Linked DNA regions of Mus musculus: region 2 is linked to region 1. Evidence: chromatin loops called from intact Hi-C (ENCODE). Cell type or tissue: left cerebral cortex. All regions are shown on one strand. Each heading gives the region's core, and the rest is flanking DNA. Links, peaks and the distances in the headings are about the cores only.

Region 1 (10,841 bases), core at 1,169-9,168:
GGCAATGAAAATATGATTGGGGGTCAACGCAACATGAGGAGCTGTATTAAAGGGTCCCAGCTTTAGGGAGGTTGAAAAATACTAGTATAAACAATGAATTATAGACATTTATAAGGCATATGTTCCCAGTAGGAAGAATACATGAGTCTGAGAACCAAGAGATGAAGAATGGCCTCATTCCATACACTCTTGGAGACTCGCAGGACTTCACCGCAGTTCTGGATTCTTCAGGGTTAGGGGTCTTGGGATTTATTTTTGCCTGGGACATAGCAAAGGACTTTGGACTTTAAGGCAACATCTTCCACTGGACATTTTGGGTTCTGTCAGCTAGGACAAGATAAAGAATCAGTGTGTCATAAGAAGAGCTCCTTAGCCCTGAGCACGGGTTTGCAGGAAGAAGAAGCACACGTGGACTGGAGTGATGCGCTGGGGTGTTTGCCCTAGTAGGCTTTCTTCTTTCGTTTTGTTTTGTTTTGTGAGACCGTAGCTTAGATCAGCCTCAAATTCACTATGTACTATAGAGGTATTTTAAACCAGTACTATGGCTTCTTTAGCTGAAATATAGACACGCCCTTAGTACACACCTTTAATCCCTCTGGCTGGAATACAGACACATACTAGTTCACACCTTTAATCCCAAACAATGAAAGTTAATTTAGTTTGTGGAAGTAAGCACCATTGTTTGAAAGTGATGTCTAATTGAGAGGCAGACAAAGGGGTGAATCAAAGGAAGATTTGACAGAGTAGGCTATGCCCAACTCTCACAAAAACAGAGAGAAAAGAGAGGCTACTTAAGACAGAGCAGTGCAGAGAAAAAAGGAGAGAGGGCAGAGCTACTGGGACAGTTGTATAGAGACAGGGTGCAGGGAGAGAACAAGCTAGACACAGGTGAAGACAGAAGATTAGAACAGATTGTCAAAGTTAGCATGAGACCAAACAGAGCAATTCAGTCAGAAGCTGGAAGAAGCCAGTTTGAATCTGTCAGTGTGGAGAGGAGCTTTGAATTAGAACTGCTGAGTTGACCAGCCAGCCAGAAATACCTAGAAAGGGTGTATTATTCAGCAGTAAGTCTCAGAGGCTGAACACACTCTAGGCCTAGATAAGATTGTATGGAGGCTAGAAGCTTCCAGGACAAGGCCTAGGTTAGCAGACAGAGGCAGTAAGCCTCCGAGATGACAAAACCGTCAGGTGAATAAAAGTTACATTTACAATGTAGTTGAAGCCAACCTGAATCATTCTGATCATCCTGCCAAGTGCTAAGGTTACAGGTTTATGCCACCGTGCCTAATTATAACATGTATGGTGATGTAATGATAGTAATGATATATGAGCAAAATTATCAGGATTCAGACCTCTCAAGAATGAGGATTTTGGACCTTGTAACCAGGTGAGCACCTGATGCTAGCAGGGAGAGCAGAGGACTTTAGAATGCAGAACGGAGAAGATAATAAGTTAGGTATGTCCATGAAAGCAATTGGAGTCATAGAGGTTGTAGCTTGCCCTAACCTCCTTTATAAAAATTTCTGTTCAAAACATGAGGCTTAGTATTTGGGGAGAGCAGCTCCCCAGATGTGTTTATGAAACAGTCATGTGACACACAGGGCTGTGCTGTGGTAGATATGAAGATGTTCAAATCAAGTCCTCCTTCAAGATTGGCACATGCTTCTTAGCCCAGCACTTGGGAGGCGGAGGCGGAGGCGGAGGCGGAGGCGGAGGCGGAGGCGGAGGCGGAGGCGGAGTTCCGTGAGTGAGAGGATAACCTAGTCTACATGGCCAGGCCAGGCTGGCCAGGGTGATATAGAGAGATCTTGCCTCAAAATAAATAAGCACATACATAAATAGATAAATGAAAGACTCACTTCCTCACAGCTACCAGAGGAAGATATGGTGGTTTACGTCCATCATCTCAGGAAGGCTGAGATAGGAGGTGGGCAAGTTTAAGACCAGGCTCAGCTAAGAAGTAAGACTCTTTGAACAAGACTCAAAATTAACTAAGCAACAAAAACAAGGGTCGACCCCAGCTGTAAGACTTGATCAACTGACAGTACTCAGTAGTTACGGTCTTCTTGAGCCAATTTCAAGTTTCATGTCATGCTTTCCTCAGGGTGGGCCTCCAATGACCAAGCAAGGCTTCACTATGTCCATCAGAGATGGACCCCTGAGAGTCATACTTTGTCCTGTAGTTCAACATGCTTCACTATGCAAGGCACCAAATCCTACTGAGATCTCTTTTCTTTTTCATATCTCACTTTCCCCTAGCTCTGCCAGGCCTTGAAGTCTCCCAGTTTCTTTCCAGAGTCTGTTTCTGGGAAAATCTAGTGTGGCTGTCAGTGAATTTAGCACCTGCTCCCTGAACTTGTCATTCACTTTCCTCCCCTTGAGGCTGATTGTAAGTGTCCAGGGTTCCTGTTCCCTCACATACAAAGCTAAAGTTACTCATTCCCTTCATACCTACCTTGCATGGCATTGTGGGGATACATTGTATAGGGAATGGTAGGCTTCTTGAACATCACAGACGACTAGAGTTTCTGTTAAAAGGCCCAAAGTGTTAAAATAGTTCCCAGATTACCAAACAATCCTCGATAGTTTCTAAGCCTTTTCAAAGTTGCCATGGTGTGTTCGTGCTTTTCTTGTCGCTTTACCTCTTCCCAGGGAGTAACTTACACACCCAACAATCAGATATGGACCTAAATAGAGAATGCTAGAGCACTACAGTAACATGTCATGGGAATTTGGCTTGTTTCTTTTCATTTGTCGGCTAACAATGACTAAGATAGGGGAAACTTGAAACAGCGAGACTTCCCATTTGAAAAAGCACAGTGGCAAGTATGTTAGGGGAAAATACTTAACACCTGTGTAAACATGAACCCGTTTCCCCTCCGTGGTTTGTGATAAGTCACAATTTTATAGCAGTAGATAGGTATGACAGTTAATCCATGTACATCAAATGTTGCTCTGTTTTGTGTGAGGTAGACTAACCTTGTGGCTCAGGCTGACTACAGGAGGCAATCCTACCCCAGACTCCCAGATGGTAGAATTGAGGTATAGCTACCAAGCCTGGCATTGATTTCTTTTAGGCATATTTAGCCTGCATTCTGCAGATTTATAAATGTATTGAATAAAGAGAGCTGGTGATTTCAAACTCTATCACAAAAAAAAAACAAAAAAACAAAAAAACAAAAAAACTAAGCAGTTATCTTTTTATCAAAAGGACAATTTTTCTGTAACGTTACTTGCTGAAGACTCCAATTTGCAGTGGGTTTCTTTCCTTTAGCATTTTATTTATTTTTGTGTTGCTGGAAATTGAACTCAGGATTTCATGAGTGCTTTGTAAGTACCCCAAGCACTGAGTAACACCCCAGACCCCTCTCCTCTCCTCCCCTCCCCCTCCTCTCCCTCTCCTTCCCTCCTCTCCCTTCCCCTCTTCCTCCTCTTCCCCTTCCCTCCCTCTTCCCTCTCCCTCTCCCTGTAGACCAGCTGGCTATGAACTCCCAGAGATCTGACTGTCTCTCCCTACTGAGTTGTGGAATAAAGGAGTGGGCCACCATACTTGGGTCTCTCCCAGCGTTTTCAAAGGTGCTTTTGATTTGCACGGAAGAGCTGACACATATGTACAAGCTTTGAAAATATGCAGCTCATTATAAGAATTCCAAAAGGTTGAAGTCATTTTTATCTTTTTCTGAATCTTGCTGTGTGTGTGTGTGTGTGTGTGTTTGGTCCAAGAGTAGGCATGGGTTTCAAAGCAGATGTTTAAAGTTTAAAATGTTCAGCAAGGCGGTGGTGGCACACGCCTTTAATCCCAGCACTTGGGAGGCAGAGACAGGCAGATATCTTAGTCCGAGGCCAGCCTGGTCTACAAAGTGAGTTCCAGGACAGCCAGGGCTACACAGAGAAACCCTGTCTCCAAAAAACCAAAACCAAAACAAAAAAAAAAGTTCAGCCAAGAGATAGGTCTAAAACTTTTGACTATCAATTTAGATGTCAGGCCAATACAAAACTGTGTGTAGCTGACAACGTGAGGGTGACTCAGATGATTTTCACACGTTTTAGAAATGTGGCTTAAAGTAAAAGAACTAATTCCTATTATACATTAGTGCCTGCTTGATGCCTTAGACACTGACAGGAAAGATGACGCCAATAATATAAAGTGGATTATAAACCTACTAGACAATATTAGGAATGTTTCAACACAATTTAGTATGAATAATTGGATTTTTCTGGCTGGTTTTTGAAACAAGGTCTTTTGTAGCCCCTGCTGGCCTTGAATTACCATATCTGGTTGCCTCTACTCACCAAGTGTTGGGATTATAGTTATGCACTGCCTTGCCAGGCTGATAAAAACTTTTTGTTTGTGCTTTCTGGGAACTCTGATAACTGAATACAATGTCAAAACTTTAGTGCAGTGACTGCCCAAAGAGATTCTCAGAACAGTACACAACGAGGAAAGCCGAAGCAATAAAAGAAGGATAAATTGAGACAAATGTTCACGCTCTTTAGGACGTGACTGAATTTTCCTACTGTTTTCGTATTCTCCTGAGTTGTTTTGCATACATGTCTAACTTAAATTGTGTCTGAAGGATGTCAGGGGAGAATGGAACCCTTTGGCTTAGCCTTGTAAAGCAAGGCAGAGTTCCCGGACTGTTTAGGACGCGTCTGAACACAGTTGGCGATCCAGATTCACTTAGGGTGAAGGAGGGCTACATCAAGGTCCTTGAACAAAGTCTCAGAGTCCCTCTGCCTTTGCTCCTCTTGCCGGGGGTTCAAAGCAACCTGTGCGGCCGGGCACACCAGTCTCTCATCTTGCAGAAAAGCGTCATCCCGCAGCCACAGACTCCGGGCCGGGAAAAAGGGGGCAGGGCTGGGGCCAGGAACGCGGCGGCGCGCAGGCGCGGCTGGAGGGACGCGGAGGGGGGCGGGGCGCCGCCGGGCGGGCGGGACGCGCGCCGCCGCTCCCGTTGCCGCTGCTGCCGCCGCCGCGTCAGCAGCGTGCCGCACGTGCCCGTGTTTACGTCCCTCGTGGAGCCGCAGACGTCACAGCCGAATGGCAACATTGTGGCGACGCTGAGACTAGCGCTTTAGGAGTCTGCTTTCTGGTTCTGGTTCTGGCTGGCTGGGCGCTGTTGGCCGGGGGCAGAGGGGCGGCGGGGAGGTAGGCCCCGGCGGGCGAGCGGCGGACGCGCGCCTCAGCACGCAGCCCCGCGGCTCCGCGCAGGCCGGTCCGGCGGCCCAGGGCCCTGCGCTGCGGCAGCGAGCGGCTTGTAAACAGATCCGGCCGCACGTGACCATGTGAACTACCTGCTCCGGGCCGCGTATTGTCTCTTCTGAGAGCCGCACCACAAAGGAGCCGGTGGGTGAGCGGCCGGCGCGCTAAGATGGCTGCAGGCGCCCCGCAAGGGTGAGCTGGGGGCGCGGCCACCGCGGAGACTCGGCCGGGCGGGCGACCCCCCTCGCCGGGCACCGGAGCTACCATGTCGTTCGCGCTGGAGGAGACACTCGAGTCCGACTGGGTGGCGGTGCGGCCCCACGTATTCGACGAGCGCGAGAAGCACAAGTTTGTGTTCATTGTGGCCTGGAACGAGATCGAAGGCAAGTTTGCTATAACCTGTCACAACCGGACGGCCCAGAGACAGAGGAGCGGTTCCCGGGAACAGGCGGGGACGCCCGCGTCTGATGGGAGTCGCGGTCCGGGCAGCCCCGCGGCCAGGGGTCGGTCAGAGGCCGCTGCCTCTGCTACAGCAGCGCTCCGGAGTCCCGGGCCACGGAAAAGCCAGGCCTGGGCCGAGGGCGGCTCTCCGCGCAGCGCGCGCAGCCTGAAGGGGGATCCTCCTCGGGGTCCCGCGGGCAGAGGACCGGAGAGTCCTCTCCGTAGCCCCGCGCGGGCTAAGGCCAGCCCGCTCCGCAGAAGCGCCGAATCCCGAGATGCGACCGCCAGTGCCACGCCAGCCCCGCCGGCGCCCCCGGTGCCCCCGGTGTCGTCGGTGCGGGTGGTGAGTGCCTCCGGGGCGGTCTCCGAGGAGATCGAGGTCCTGGAAATGGTGAGGGAGGACGAGGCGCCACAGCCGCTCCCGGACTCGGAGCAGCCGCCGTCTGCCGCGGAGCTGGAGTCTCCGGCCGAAGAATGCAGCTGGGCCGGGCTTTTCTCCTTCCAGGATCTGCGAGCCGTGCATCAGCAGCTGTGCTCGGTAAACTCCCAGCTGGAGCCGTGTCTGCCGGTGTTCCCCGAAGAGCCGTCAGGCATGTGGACGGTGCTGTTTGGGGGCGCCCCCGAGATGACCGAGCAGGAGATCGACGCTCTATGTTACCAACTCCAGGTATACCTGGGCCACGGCCTGGACACGTGTGGCTGGAAGATCCTTTCTCAGGTTCTTTTCACCGAGACGGATGATCCGGAGGAGTATTACGAAAGCCTCAGCGAGCTGCGGCAGAAGGGCTATGAAGAGGTGCTTCAGCGGGCCAGGAGGCGCATCCAGGAGGTGAGTGCGGAGTCCGAGCAGCGGTCCTAGTTTTCACGTCTCACTGCCAAGTGTTGGAGCCTGGGTTTGGGGTCTGCGAAGTGTCTTCTTTTCTAGCCGCGGGAAAAGGAAGAACAGGAGGGCTCCTGATCGGCTTTCTTTACTTATCTCAGCGATGGATCTTTGGGAAGTTTTGAGTTTTTTTACCCCTCCAAAAAGTACCCAGTTTACTAAAAATACAGGTAGAGATAAAAGCATTTAGAAAAACAGGTATTCTGTAATCTTAAACTAAATGAATGTTACTCTCCCCCTAAAGTAGCTTGCCCAGACATTAGCTCTTCTTTCAGGGTGTCATGTTTATGTACTGAAAATTGTTGTCTTACCGATCAAAGTTGATCTGCTTTTGTTTGCCTTGTGTGCTCTGGCAACATAGGTAAGTATGAAATTTTACTTTTCAGCGTTTTGCGGTGCTCAAAGTGTACCACTGAACTACACCCAGCCCTAAATTTATTTTTTAAAAAGTGTGTTGACTTGACCAAATGAGAATTGACATAAGTAAGATTTTAGACTATGAAGTCTTTACAGATGGCTCAAGTTTCACTCCTGTTTTAGGGAGAAGGTAGGTCAAGGGCAGGAATGCTTTGAGCTTTTATATGTAGTGTGAACACTTTAACATACTTCTTGAGTCTTTAAATAACAGGAAATAAAGGCTATACGTAGTGAGCTCTTCAGTGTGTGTTTATAGTCATGCCTCTTCTGTAGAAATGTACTAAAAAGTGTAATTTAATAAGGTGACTTCTAATGGGCAATATACAATTTTTCAAAGCAATTTGTTTTAATGTCACAGTATTTTGTGCTTGAACTTGGGATGGAGAGAAGCTCTGTTTCATGGAGTTTTTATTCCTGAATTGCTGTCATTTGTATGTATATTTAACTGATATTAGGCCAGGAACCTGGAATGTTCTTAGTTTCTTACTAGAATATTTGGTGTTTGACTTTGCTAGACTATTATTTCTCACTTACACCATACACTATGCATACATTTACAACTTCCTCTATCAAGACTCTTCACTCTAGCTCACATCTTTAATCCCAGCACTCGGGCATGTGGATCTTTGTGTGTTCAAGGCCAGCCTGGTGTGAATAGGGAGTTCCAGGACAGCCAGAAGCACCTAGTCACAAGCTGTCTTGAAGGACTACACTTCTCTGGGTTACTGGATGGTAGGCATCATGTGGAGCTTCCTAGAGTTCAGGAACCTGTTTTCATTTCTCCCTTTACTAGCTCACTTCCTGGAGACTTTGATAATCTTTTTGGAAAGAGGTGACAAATAAGACATTCTTTCTAGTGTTCATATTACCCTGCATTTCTCTTAAGCTTTTTGAAGTAGTGTTTTATTAACCAATGGTGTGTGTGCTCCTTTCTCAGACTGGAAATGATAGCTAGTGTTTTCCAAACTAGAAACTCTTTATCTCTAATTTTAAAATGTGTGCTTTAACCTTATTTGATACATAATAAAAGGTGGTTATCTTTTATTAAAAATGAGCTTCCAAAAAGTTAATTTTCTAGGACTCAGTTTTGAGGGTTAGTTTTTTTCTAAAACACATTTTCTTAGTTAAAAATGTATTAACTAGATGTTTTATTCTCTTTGAGGTGTTTTTTAAAATGAAATTTAAAAATTAAATTAAGGTCTCATTCTGTAGCCAGAGTGGCTTGGAAACTAATAGGTAGCATAAGTTGGCCCCAAACTCCAGATTCTACTGCTCAGCCTCTTTAGTGCTAGTATTAGAGGTGGGAGCCACCACATACCTATTTTATTCTGTTTAGCAGAGGAAAAAAAAACCCGAAACAATTTTTAAAGAGTCTTTTGTCTTGGGAAACAAATGTTTATTATAAATTTAACAATAAATACATAATCTTTCAGTTCTTTATGAAGTTGACTTGAATGGTATTTTGAGAATAGCTCTCAATGATAACACACGTTTGTCTATAATACCTACCCTGAATTATACTGGAAGATGGAGTTCAGTGTGGAGATTAGTGTCTTCCATGAACATGAGGATGGAAGTGTATCAAGAACCTTTCTTTCTAAGTAACTATGTAGGTTGTGAATGTGTTCTACTGCCTACATTCTTCTCTGTATTAGTGGTTTGCTTTTTTGTGTCCGGCAGGGTATGTGGGGTGGTTTGCACTATGCTAAGTAAGTGATCTGCCAGTGAACTACAATACCCCATCCCTTGGCAGTAACATTGGTTGGTGAAACAGGACTCTGTAAGCCTTGAACAGCCCAGGGTTCCCTTGAGTACAACATCTTACTAGCACTGAAAGGATAGACGCACACTGTAGCTACTTTTTTTTTTAAGGGTAAAATCTATTTTATAGCAATTATATGTCACTTGTATTAGTTCTGTTGAGTTTATTTTTCCTACTTGGTTTTGTGTTATCTTTCAGTCAACATAGCTTGTGGAATTGGACAAAATTATATCTGGTAAATCAGATTCAATAATGATACTTTTAAAATGTATTTCTTGTTTATATTTTTCTTTCTTCAATTTCCTTGAATCTTATTTGCCCTCATAGTATGATTTTTTTCCTAGCTATAAATTCCATATTTGTTTCTGTTCTAGATCAGTGACTTAAGAGAGGTTTTATCTACAGTTAGGGTATTCAAACAAAAGGTCTTTTACATAGGCAAATCCTCTACACTGAGCTACAGTTCTAGCCCTCCCATTAAAAAAAAAGTGTAGATTAACATTGTAACATATCAAGGCCTTGACAGGGTTGAATTCCCCTGCCACTTGTTCAGAGCAGTCAACATAACTAAGGCATGTCCTTTTAATGTAAAGTAGGTAAATACAGTTTTTATAAACTGATAGATGTATATTCTTCAAGGAAGATGCTTTCAGAAACGAGATGCAGCCCAGACTGTCCTCAGATTTATGATCCTCTTCCCTTAGCCTCCTGACTGGGATATCCCGACTCTCGACTTGTTACACTTTTACACAGCAAAAAGGCTTAGGGGCTCGAAGAGTGGCTTCTGAGTGTTTGCCGGACATCTGACGCCCTGGTCTCAATCTCCAGCACAGTAGCCTTCCCTAGTATCCCACACTGTAGATGCAGCACTTGAGAGTGGGCGTCAGGAAGGAGGATCACAAGTTCAAGGTCATCCAAGTTAAAACCATTGAGAGCAGAAAGTGCTGTCAAAGAGGCACAGTGTACGTACGACTTAGCAGGGTTTGGAGTCAGAACAGCCTGGATTTTGATTAGGACTCATTACAGTCTAGGATGAGAGCAGAGAAGTAACCGAAGGATGCTTTACAAATTAGGACTGTATGAAATCAGTAATTAGCTAGCATTTTACAAAGGTAGCTTCCAATAAGTATGGCTTTTTTTCTTTCATGTAATCAAGATGTTGTAGTTTGTCGTTCCATCTTTTGAGGATTGTAACTTGTGTTTATTAGCACCAGTTAGGTAATTGAGCTCTAAATATTCCTGGTGGAAGCCAGCTTGATGCTAGGCAGTACTCCACCATTGAGTTTTAACTCTAAGTGACTGTCTGCCTATATATATATTTTTTTGTTGTTGTTTTTTTTGAGACAGGGTTTCTCTGTGTAGCCCTGGCTGTCCTGGAACTCACTCTGTAGACCAGGCTGGCCTTGAACTCAGAAATCCACCTGCCTCTGCCTCCCGAGTGCTGGGATTAAAGGTGTACACCAACCACTGCCCGGCCTGTCTGCCAAGGTTGAGGCTTAAAGTGGGCATAGCTTTGGCTAGAGTGACATTCAGTTGCAGACTAGGCTTGTCCTGCCAACCTTGTGCTTTTTCTGCCATAACTTGCTACTTGTTTGGTTTCTTTTTCTTACTTGCTTTTTCCTTTTCTTGACCAAAAAAAAAAAAAAAATCATTAGAAAAGGGTCTTGGTTAGTCCAGCCTGTCCTTGAATTCCTGATGCTCCTGCCTCTACTTTTCTATGCTACGATTATCCTGGTTCTTCAGCCTTCCCAATGCTGTGATTCTTTACAGTTCCTCATGTTGTGGTGACCCCCAACCATAAAATTAATTTCAATGCTACTTCAGCTTTAATTTTGCTACTTCAGCTTTAATTTTGCTACTGTTAATGAATGGTAATGTAAGTAAATAACCTGTGTTTTCTGATGGTCTTTAGGGGACACCTGTAAAAGAGGGCCTTGACCCCCAGGTCAAGGTTCTTTTTACTTTTGTAGCATTTTGTAACATACAGTACCAACTTCTGGAAACACTATAGGGTCATACAAATTGAGATAGGGGATTCTGACATGGCCTCACTCATGTGCTGGCTGGATGGAAGGGTTTATTTTGTCTTACAGTGTGAGGTTGCTGTTAATCATGGTGGTGAAGCCATGGCAACATGA
Region 2 (10,841 bases), core at 1,097-9,096, 110 kb before region 1:
GTCACCACTTTCTTACCAATTTGATGATACCAGTAAAGAGCAGCCTCAGTCATTGTCAGTATTTACGGAGTGCTGTTGGCAGTGTGTTTCCAGCAGATTTAATTGTTAATTAATTATTCCCCTGGCTAAACAGACATCAGACTAAAATAATGATATTGGGGGTGGGGGTGGGGGGCAGGGACACCATAAGAGCATAGTGTTGCCTGGTACAGAACCCTGAAACCATTACACGTACAAACCAAGTACTGTTTCTTAAGGGGGTTGGGTCTGTGGCTTTTCACAGCATAGCTGTCTGTCTCCAGGACTGGGAGGTTTTTGTAAGTTTACATAAGCAATAGTAGTTCTAGAAACCGTTATGAGGATAATCCCTGCTCTAGAGTTCTGTGTCCTCCTAGGAAGAGACAGAGCTGGCTTCTCACATTTTAGGAAGAAGAGGAAAGTTTGGGAATGAGAAATCTCAGAATTATTCCATCTCATGGAGCTATTTTCAGCAGTGTGATGATTCCCAGAGTCTCCAGGCTGGACTGATCCCAAGAACATAGGCACAGATCAGTACAGCCTGGTGGCCCACACCAGCATGGCTGCCTGGGCCCCATGTCCCTTCTCAGGGTTACTCAGACAGTGGTTCCAACCTGGACCAGTTCCTACATGGCTTCTGGTGGCCTGTGGTACCTTCGTCAAAACTCTCTCCTCCTCTAGGCTAGGAATGGCCACTGCCAACTGTGCCCCCTGGGAGAGGCATCCGGACCCTGAATCCGATGACACAGGACCAGTCCTGGTTTCTCCCCTTCTGCATTTGATTTTCTTATCCTTCACCTGCATCCTACCCTGAGAAGCCCTGGGTGCCAGGAGGGGAAGGACCTCAGGGACTAGATGATTGCCATTAGCCAGCAGGTGTTCCTGTCACCAGGTCCAGTGAGAATGGGTTACCTAGTGTGGGACTCTAGCTTGGAACGTTTTCATGTCAGACACAGGACAAGGTCAAGGTTCCGGGCCACAGAAGTTCCTCTGCTGGCCCTGGCCTTGAATGGCATTATGGAGACTGCATCGCTGCTCCAGCGTACAGTGCTGCTCACAGTGGTTCAATCACCCCTCACAGGGTCCATTGCCCTGTCAGGCCTTCTCCTCTGAGCCTACAGGGTCAACAGGCTACTACAGTCAGTGTCCCTGGCCTCATGGAGGCCATGCCATTGTGCTCTCTAGGCTGGCCTGAAGTCATATGAGATGACAAAGAGACATCCCTCGTGTGTGTGAGACCTCTCCTCTAGTCTCATGCAGCTAAGAGTGCAGCCAAAAAATCCAAGGAGGTCACATTTTCCTGCCAATACCTAAAGAATTAAAGACAAGTTTTTAAAATGTGTTCTTCCACACTTAGACTATAAAATTCCAAATGATAGGGGCTGGAGAGGTGGCTCAGTGGTTAAGAGAACTTGTTGTTCGTCCAGAGGATCAGGGTTCCTTTTCCAGCACCCACGTGAAGCAGTTCACAATTGTCTGTAACTCCTGCTCCTGGGGATCCAACACCATCCTCTGGCTTCTGCAGACACCCCGCACACATGTAGCATACATGTATGTGTAAGCAAACACACATGAAAACACACATGTGCACACACATAAATAATTTTAAAAAGAAATTCCAAGTGATAAACCTGACAGAACTTTCCTGTGTAAATGAATTACTGACAGGTTCCAGGGTTCTTGGTAAGATCTGCCCTTGTCCCATCAATGGTTCACCAATGATGATATCACGCGAGAGTCATAACACGACCAACATTAAGCAGACGGTTTTGGAGTGCTACAAAAGCAAGATCAAAGTGTTCCCAAAGGCCCTTGGCATTGTGGGTAATATTAGTGGTGCTACCTTTTCTTGCCGTGGGAGATGCAAATGTAAAATATTTGCCAACAAAGACAAAGAGGCCTCTCTACTCTTCTTCCTCATTAGGAGCAGGTAGGCCTGCCGTGATGGACTTCCATGAACACTGCTGGCAGAAAGCCAATAATAAAGACCCATTCTAGACTATTCTCAATTCTCAACTATTCTAAACCTTCTCAGCCACATCATCAGACCCCACAGGGCAGTGCTCTTTATTCACTAAAGCTCTCTGAGCTGTTTTGCTCCTCAGGCAGGCATGTGATGCTCTGCAGATTTCAATAAGGTGCTGGCTTCCTGCCATTCCTGCCAGATGAAACTCTTTCTAGAAGTCCCTTTTCAGTGCTCAAAGTGATCCACCCACTTCAGTGCCCACCTTCACGTCACTTGGCCAAACAGCCTTGCTCTCATCCTGGAGAGTGTTCACAAGGCCTGCTTCTTTCCTGCAGTATCTCCTGGGGCCTATGCCTTAAGCCCTGTGAGGACAAGGACATTGCCCCGCTCATAGGTCACTGTGACCAAAGACTAGACAGAGGGAGGGGACATTTATTTGGGCTCGTGGTTACAGTTATGGGAGTGAAGGCACAGAAGGCATGGCAGAGAGTGTGGCAGAGGCTCTCACACCTGGTGAATCAGGAAGAAAAGTGTTAGATAGGTACCAGAAATAACTGTGATGGTTTGCATATGCTTGGCCCAGGGGGTGGCACTATTAGAAGGTGTGGCCTTGTTGGAGGAAGTGTATCACTGTGGGAATGGGTTTGGAGACCCTCCTCCTAGCTGCCTGAGGATGCCCAGTCTGTTTCTGGCTTCCTTCCGATAAAGATGTAGAATTCTTAGTATCTCCTGCACCATGCCTGCCTGGACACTGCAGTGCTCTCACCTTGATGATAATGGACTGATCCTCTGAACCTATAAGCCCGCCCAAATTAAATGTTGTCATTTATAAGACTTGCCTTGGTCATGGTGTCTGTTCACAGCAGTAAAACCCTAACTAAGACACCCACATTGAAGGCCCATGCCCAGAAGCCACTGCTGCTGTGTAGGCTGGGTGTCTCTAAGCATCACGGGGAAGCACATGTTCAAAAGCGTGAGCCTGCTTCAGCCAGACATTCCACATTTCAACCACAGCCTGCTATATGTAGCTCCTGCACATTCAAGAAGTCCAGGCACATATGAGGGGTTCAACAGTACCATTTGGAGGATTATTTGGGAAATAATGATGCTTCTACAGAGACATAGCAAGTGGAAGCCTATCAGTGTGGAGATGAGAGCCAGCATTTTACATCAGAGGAAAGCATGTGTGTGCATGTGCGTGTACATGCACGTGTGCCTGTTGGCTACTCATTACCTGCCTGGAAGTCTCAACTTCAAAAGCCTTCAGTTGTAGATGATACAATGTGATATAATAAATCATAATGTCAACTTTCGTAATTATAAATGTGTCATAATAAAAAATAAGTTGAAAGTCTTGGGGCCCAGTAAGAAATCTAAATGCATGAAACAGATAAGTCTAAAGTCTAAAGAGCACTGGATAGGACCCACTCCGGATCAGTCCAATCATTTCTCTCAACTCAAGTGAGAGCGCAACCAAATGAGCTGGAATTCTGCCAGAATGTGGTCCCAGCACAGCACAGGCCAAGTCCTGGATCCCAAATAACCTACCCACTCCACTCTGTAAAACAATTACAAAGAAATTTGCTCAGAGGCCAAACCCTCAACAATGCTGAAGCCTATTTCTCTTGCTTGGGCCGGCCTTCTGTTTCAGTTCCATTTCACAGCAGACCGCTCGGGTTTTCCACTTTCTTGCAAACTGCCCACAACAGAAAAGATTCCTTACTGTTCCTCCAACTGCTGTACCCAGTCCTCCCTCTTCCCACCCTTCTCCTTTGAGGCTTGTGCCTGCAGCCACCCACAGTCCGCATGGCATGTCCGTGTTCTTTCCTGCTCTTTCCCAGGCCCCGCCCCTCCAATTCCTCCTGCAGTCAGTGAAGCCTGACTGCCTCCTCCGGACGAAGGTCATCATCCTAGAAAATCAGAGTCATCCAAGGTGACCCAGCTCGCACCCTCCTTCCCTGCCAGTTTCCTCCATCAGTCCCTTCCGGCCAAGCTATGCTTAAACCAGGATTGCTTTCCACTCCAACAGCCCGGGCTCGGAGGTATCAGAGCCTCTGTGGCAGTGGTTCTCAACCTGTGGGTCACGACCCCTTTGAGAAGGTCAAATGATCCTTTCACAGTGATCAGGTATCAGATATCCTGCATATCAGATATTTCCACTAAGATTCATTACAGTAGCAAAACTACAGCTATGAAGTAGCAGTGAAATGATTTTATGACTGAGGGGCACCACAACATGAGGAACTGTGTTCAAGGGTCCCAGCATTAGGAAGGTTGAGAACCACTGCTCTGTGGTGTCTGGGGCCCGTGCTTTGCCCTTAGACTTTTTCAGTCCTTCAGTTCTATCTCACTCCATTCCTTTTCTTTGGCTAGGGCTTTGATCTGGCATCTTAACTAAATGTTAGAAACCTGGGGAGCTGCCCTGACTCAGGATGGAGGTCCTCGACCCCCGTGCTTGCAGAAGAAGTGGACAGACCCTCAGTATCCTGTACCCACTATACCCCCCAGGGGGTGGGGTTCATCACTGAACACTTTCCTGGCTGCACCTTCATTCCCTCCTCTCTTCTCTGCCGTGTGTTCTTGAAAGGCCTCCATTGGAACCCACGGTACACCTACAGGAAAGGAATAGAGCCCTGCTCAAATATGCCCACTTTCCATGAAGGGCAGGTCTTGCCTGAGGGGCTGTGTGGTGGAGTCTAAAGATTACCAGGAAGTGAGGGCAATATACCAACCTACTAAGTGTTGAAGGAAGGGCAAGAGCTGTGGATCCAACAGGCACTGAATGAATCTGATTGGCAGGTGGGATCAGCCATCTACTCCTAGTTCAGCCCACTGACTGGAGCTGAGTGGACACACAACAGAAGAATGGCAGACTGACCGGTCGAGACTGAGGGAGGCAGGCTGAAAACTGATGCAGTGAGTGCCTCCGACAAGCCAAAGGTTATTTACTGCTGCTCTTCCTCATGGAAGACAGGAAACTGTAAAGAGCCCTGAGTTTCTGAGGAGCCAAGGAACACTGCAGTAGGGAGGGAGAAGTAGAAGAGTAAGATACAGAGAATGTGGCAGGGCCACCCTCCCTACTGTGTGCCAGGCCAGGTGACACACAGGGAGAGTGTAGCAGGGCCACCCTCCCTACTGTGTGCCAGGCCAGGTGACACACAGGGAGAATGTAGCAGGGCCACCCTCCCTACTGTGTGCCAGACCAGGTGACACACAGAGAGAGTGTAGCAGGGCCACCCTCCCTACTGTGTGCCAGACCAGGTGACACACAGAGAGAGTGTAGCAGGGCCACCCTCCCTACTGTGTGCCAGGCCAGGTGACACACAGGGAGAATGTAGCAGGGCCACCCTCCCTAATGTGTGCCATCCCAGGTGATACACAGAGTGTAGCAGGTCAGCCCTCCCTACTGTGTGCCAGCCCAGGTGGCACACAGAGTGTAGCAGGTCAGCCCTCCTGACTAGGTGTCAGGCCAAGTTCATCCACTTCGTCTGAACAGCTGCTGCATCTTCCACATTTTTTTGTCTGCAACCTGCAGGGCTCCACAGGAGTCATCTTGGGCTAGTACGTTACCAGAGCAACGAATTACTGTTTACAAGGTAGATGAGAAAAGAAGAACAACATAGGGACAGCACAATATCTGAAAGAATGTGCAGAATGTTAGAAACATGAGGGAAAAAATGCTATCAAAAAACAAACAAAGAAACAAAATCCCAAGCCCACTGGAATGGGAGAAGGACGACAAATATCTTTAAGGTATAGACAAACAGCTGGAATTCTGACACATCTTCTGCCTGGAAAACAAGGGTGACACATCACACTACTGTGAAACATAAGTGCTATTACAGAACAATGTCTCCAGGTGACTGCCCAGGGGTATCCACCTGTCGGAAGCATATGACTGTCGGGATGAATCAGAGCTGTGTAAATTAGCCAGCGAGTACATTGTAGGCAGAAATATGTGTTGGTGAGAGACAGGAGCCTTGAATCTGTGGGCAGGAGTGGGCGTGCAGAGAATGAAAAACAGCCAGGAAAAGAACAAAACAAATTCCCAATTCTTCACTTTGACTGTGTGTGCAATTCAGTATCTGGGCCTGAGTTTTTAAACAGGATAAAACAACAACAACAACAACAACAACAAAAAAAAAAAAAAACCATCCAATAGCAACATCAGCTACAGGGCTAGTTAAACCCAGAGAACGGCTTCCGTGCGTCTCCCACCAGGGAGCAAATATAAGACAGACAGTGGTGTTTACTTTGAAGGAAACTCAAGTACACATTTCCTCAAGCGACTCAAGACTGTTCAAGCAAGCAGGCAGAGTGGTTCATTGATAAGAGCCTTTCAGGCTTCATTAAGCTTTCAAGTTGTAATAACCCACAGGCTCAACTTAGTGCTTAAGAGTGAAGAACAGGATGTAAGTCAGTATGAAGAGCACATTAGACCAAGGGCAGTGGTGCTCACCTGCAATAGTAGCAGAGGAGAGATAGAGGCAGTCGGATCAGGAAAGTGAGACCAGCCTGGGCTACATTTAGAAACCCGGTCTCTAAAAGCAAAATTATACAGAAAAAGAATGCATCGGCAGTTCAGGCTACACATGCAAACAGGATCTTCTCTTCCATGTTCCCTTTACCAATCCATAGATATTGTCCTTGGCAGATGTGGTCAGAGGCAGAAGGGGCTGGCGAGAGGGGAGCAAACACAAAGAGATCCCAAGGAAGAGGCCTGAGACTTGAGCCACGCACCGCGGAAAGTTGAAGAAGTGACCTTTCAGCCCATCCCATAACCCCCGATGGTATAAGAAAATGACCTGGCCATGATGTGTGTTCTGAGGTCCTAATGACTTTGATCTCAACAGGACTCTAAAGTCATAGTTTCCCACGTCCTCTTGGGAATCTTCAAAGATGTGAAAGGCTTTTCCTACTAGATCATTATGTTTCTAGGAAACCTTCAGATTTCCTGGAACTATTTTGTATAATTTATAAAGAGCCTACAAATTCACACACCAAAGACTCTGCTAATAAAAGAGATGGTAAAAATGTTTGAATAGACGAAAAGCTGTCTGACAGGAAGATGTATGACTCCTCTAAACAGTAAGAGAAAGAACCATGTTAAAGATATGTGGCAATATAACACATTACCCGCTGTAATTGGAGCTATATGAGAAGAACCTGCCAGCCATGTCCTGACTTTTATCCACAAATGGGATGGATCATTAAGATGGGTGTTGCTTTATCTTGTTTGCCAATTTGTTTGCTGATTCAATAGCATTTATTGAGTGTCTGCTTCTCTATGCTGGCATTGTTGCAGGTGCCTGGGTGGAAGAAGAAAAACATTTATGATAATAATAACATCATTGCTTGGGTGCTTGTTGCGTGGCTGTCTCTTAGAGTCCTGAAGCAAGAATATGAGCAACCAAACATTGTTGTTTTCCAGGAGAAGAAATTGAGACTTGCCTAAAGCCTACCGTGTCTACACCCCGAGAAGAATACACCCCGAGTCTAACTAAAAGTGGCCAAGTGTTTGCTAATCTTTCCTGATTTTACACACACCTTCCTGCAATGAGCTGATTAGTTTAGAATTCATTTCAAGATCTCCGGCTGCCAATACATTCTTGGCACATACTAGTCTCAATAAATATTTGCTAAATAAAACATTTAGCTAAATTGACAACTGAAAATATTTGCTAAACTTAATAATTAAAATGAATGGTATAAATTGAAAATATCAAATTAAATCATTGAAGACACCGAAAATATTTGCTGAATGGGAAATGAATCATCAAGCCGCCAAATAGTTTCGTTTCCGTTTAATTCCATAAAAGTGTGATGCTTACGTGCTGAATGTGGTTTTGAGGAATCTTACTCTTAGCAATTGCCTGCAAATATCACGTTGGCCATCCAGCTGCAGTCCCTGGACCTCCAGGATAAGTAGGTTGCCCACACTAAGCTGTCTAATTTAAAAGTGCGTGTCAGATCATTACAGAGCTCACTCAACACTCCTTCTCTTCACTGGGTCATTCAAAGTTTGGTCTTGACTGATGCTGTTGGAGCTCTGAAAACTAATCATACTTAAGTATTTCATTACACACACACACACACACACACACACACACACACACGAAGGTTAGAGAAGTGTGGCCCGCACACTTAGGTCCCATCCACGTCTTCCATAACTCATGGTGTGACCACCGAAGCACACAGCTCTGTACCTGATTCAAAATGTGTGATTTTCCCACCGGGGCTGGGACAGTCCTCTGGGAGACCCAAGTGGTTGTTCAGTTTCCATTTCAGAGTTCTCTCCACCATTCATCTTCCAGGAAACTCATCCCTGGGTCCTCTTGCCCACCTTTCCTCTAATAATGACTCTTTGCCATTAAAACAACACCCTAAGGGGACACTGTGCAGCCCTCCCAAGCCTATGTATTTGATGTAAAACCCAGCTTGTCCAGAGATGTAAAACCCTTCTGGACCCCACACACAGTAAACTACTGACACTGGCGCTGCGGAGATGAGCAACTTTAATGAGTGATTGAGTGACCTTTCAAGTCTGGTGGTTCTCCTGACTTGTCAACAGTCTCAGGTAGCGGCTGGTGTTCTCTTGCTAATTGTATTATCCAAAAAACCTGTGTGTGGCAAAAGGAAGCATGCCCCGCAGCTGGCTCTGATTGGTAATAAAGAATTGCCAAACAGCCAATGACTGGGCAGACGGAGACTTGGGCGTGTGTGTGTGGGGGGGGGGGGGGGAATCTTTAGATTTGCACTGGCTAGGAACTGGAAAAGAGGAGAAACAAAATCGCCATGATTCGGAGGGAGATGGATCAGATTTAGAGCTGCAGAAGGAAACGCATCCAAAACGTCTTTAAGAAGGAATGCGGTCCCCAGAAGGGCTGCCCAGAAGCGTCTTGGACAGCAAAGACTAGGGAGCGGCCCAGAAGGAGCCAGGGCAACAAAGATAAAATACAGAATTAGAGGGCGTTAAACCAGAATTACAGGAAGGAAATGTGTGCTAGCTACGGGGAGGATTAGAACTGCCCAGCCTTTGAGCTAGTCGAGGCATTTTAAAATGAACTTGTGTGTGTGTGTGTGTGTGTGTGTGTGTTCCCTTCGCAAACCCAGATAGCTCCTGGGCGAGTGCGCACATGTGACTCTCCTCGAGCCAAAGTGGTGTGGCCAACTACTAGAGCAGGGTGTTCAAGCTGGCGGAGCACCACTAAGTCTTAGTGACATGTCACTGCACAGTTTTGGAAGTAACACTTGGAAGGAGACGCCACAAGTAGCAAGGGATCTCATAGCTGGGGAATAGATTAGTGTAGTGGTAGATCTGTCCGATCTAGGCGTACAGCCTATAAATATTATAACCGAGTTGTGTGTGTGTTTGCACGGGCTTATTGAGGTTAAAGATTTACTACAACACCACACCACATATAACATGCACACAGGGCATATGCTGCATATATACTCCATCACATACCCCAAAGCCCAAACACTTAAAAATACCCCCAAAATTAAAGCTATTAAATATCTATTTAATAAATAATAAATATTGAATCTATATTTAATATATAATAAATATTAACAATCCTAAAATGTTCATGAAATTACTAACAATGAATAATGAAACATAAAAGTTGTTTCTTATTTCTTACATTGAAAATGTCACACAATTATTGTGTATGAGGAGGTAATGAATGAGAGTATACCAGAATCATATGGTGAACAAAAATGTATTTTTCAGGTAATCAATAAAAATATGTATTGTTCTTCTGGCTGGGCTATTTAACAAGTTTTTAGCTTTGCTGCGATTTCCTTTTCTAACTGGTATTTGCTTTTGTATGACTTTTGTTTTGTTTTGTTTTTCGAGACAGGGTTTCTCTGTGTAGCCCTGGCTGTCCTGGAACTCACTGTGTAGACGAGGCTGGCCTTGAACTCAGAAATCTGCCTGCCTCTGCCTCCCGAGTGCTGGGATTAAAGGCGTGCGCCACCATGCCCGGCTTGTATGACTTTTTAGATGTTCAATTTTGTATTCTTTTCCTCAAATTATATGAGCTTCCATACCTACAAAACATCTGGGGTTCTGGGGTGGAACTACTTGAGATGGAAGGATCTACAAAACCCTTCCCAGTTGTTAACTTGAATGTGGTGACCATTCCTGGAGAAAATGGTGTGCGAGCGACTCTGAGGTGGGAAGGCAGGAGGCAGGAAGGTTGATGGTAGCAGCTCCCTTCGGCTATGATCACTGCTGGAAAGTCTGGGTCTCATTCTCCATGCTATACATAACCATGTGGTTGACACTTAAACAGCAACATCAGTGTGACGTGTGGAATATCAAACTGGCCTGTGGTGGGTGCTAAAGGTGCCTGACTTAGCTTGGTTTTCATTCCTGCGGAGAGACACCATGACCACAGCAACTCTTACAAAGGAAAACTCTTAGTTGGGGCTGGCTTACAGTTACAAAGGTTTAGTCCATTATTTGTTTAGGCAGGAAACATGGTGGCATGCAGGCAGACATGGGGCAGGCAGGCAGGAACTGGGAATTCTACATCGTGAGCTGCAGGTAGCAGCAGGAGATTGTGAGCCACACTGGGAATAGCATGAGCATAATTACCTCACAGCCTGACCCCACAGCGATCTCCTTCCTCCAGCAAGCCCACACCTCCTAATAGTGCCTGCCACTCCTTAGGCCAAGCATTCAAATACAGGAATCTACAGGGTTCGGTCATATTTAAACCATCACAGCATCTACTTAAACATGTGCACCTTCTCATTTGCAGGAGCATTGTATCATTGATTCTTATGGCAAAGGCTATGCTCCTTAGAGCCTTAAAAAAAAAAAATAAAGCCAAGAGTGGTGGTACACGCC

The links. A loop is a pair of places that touch in the nucleus more often than their neighbours do. Peaks named below come from ENCODE experiments on the same cell type or tissue, not always from the same donor. Only the 100,000 strongest peaks of a DNase experiment are listed, where the experiment ranks them.
Region 2: a loop joins it to region 1, with 4 times the contacts of the local background. A loop is called at or near these places in 14 of 42 quality-filtered maps.

The regions. Positions count from the first base shown.
Region 1 is chr13:93,493,934-93,504,774 of GRCm38, reverse strand. It overlaps Jmy (junction-mediating and regulatory protein), which reads left to right and starts at 4,967. Exons shown (of 11, transcript NM_021310.3): 1 at 4,967-6,473. The coding sequence starts at 5,469. In left cerebral cortex, for the core only: a CTCF peak has its summit at 4,270; DNase peaks (open chromatin) are centred at 5,015, 6,218, 6,396 and 7,635; H3K4me3 peaks cover 4,672 bases; H3K27ac peaks cover 1,964 bases.
Region 2 is chr13:93,600,007-93,610,847 of GRCm38, reverse strand. No RefSeq gene overlaps it. Among named protein-coding and RNA genes, the nearest start is that of Gm31977, 7.0 kb to the right of the region's middle. In left cerebral cortex, for the core only: no CTCF peak of the experiment used is centred there; DNase peaks (open chromatin) are centred at 2,933, 3,720, 5,555, 5,942 and 1 more place; H3K27ac peaks cover 1,857 bases.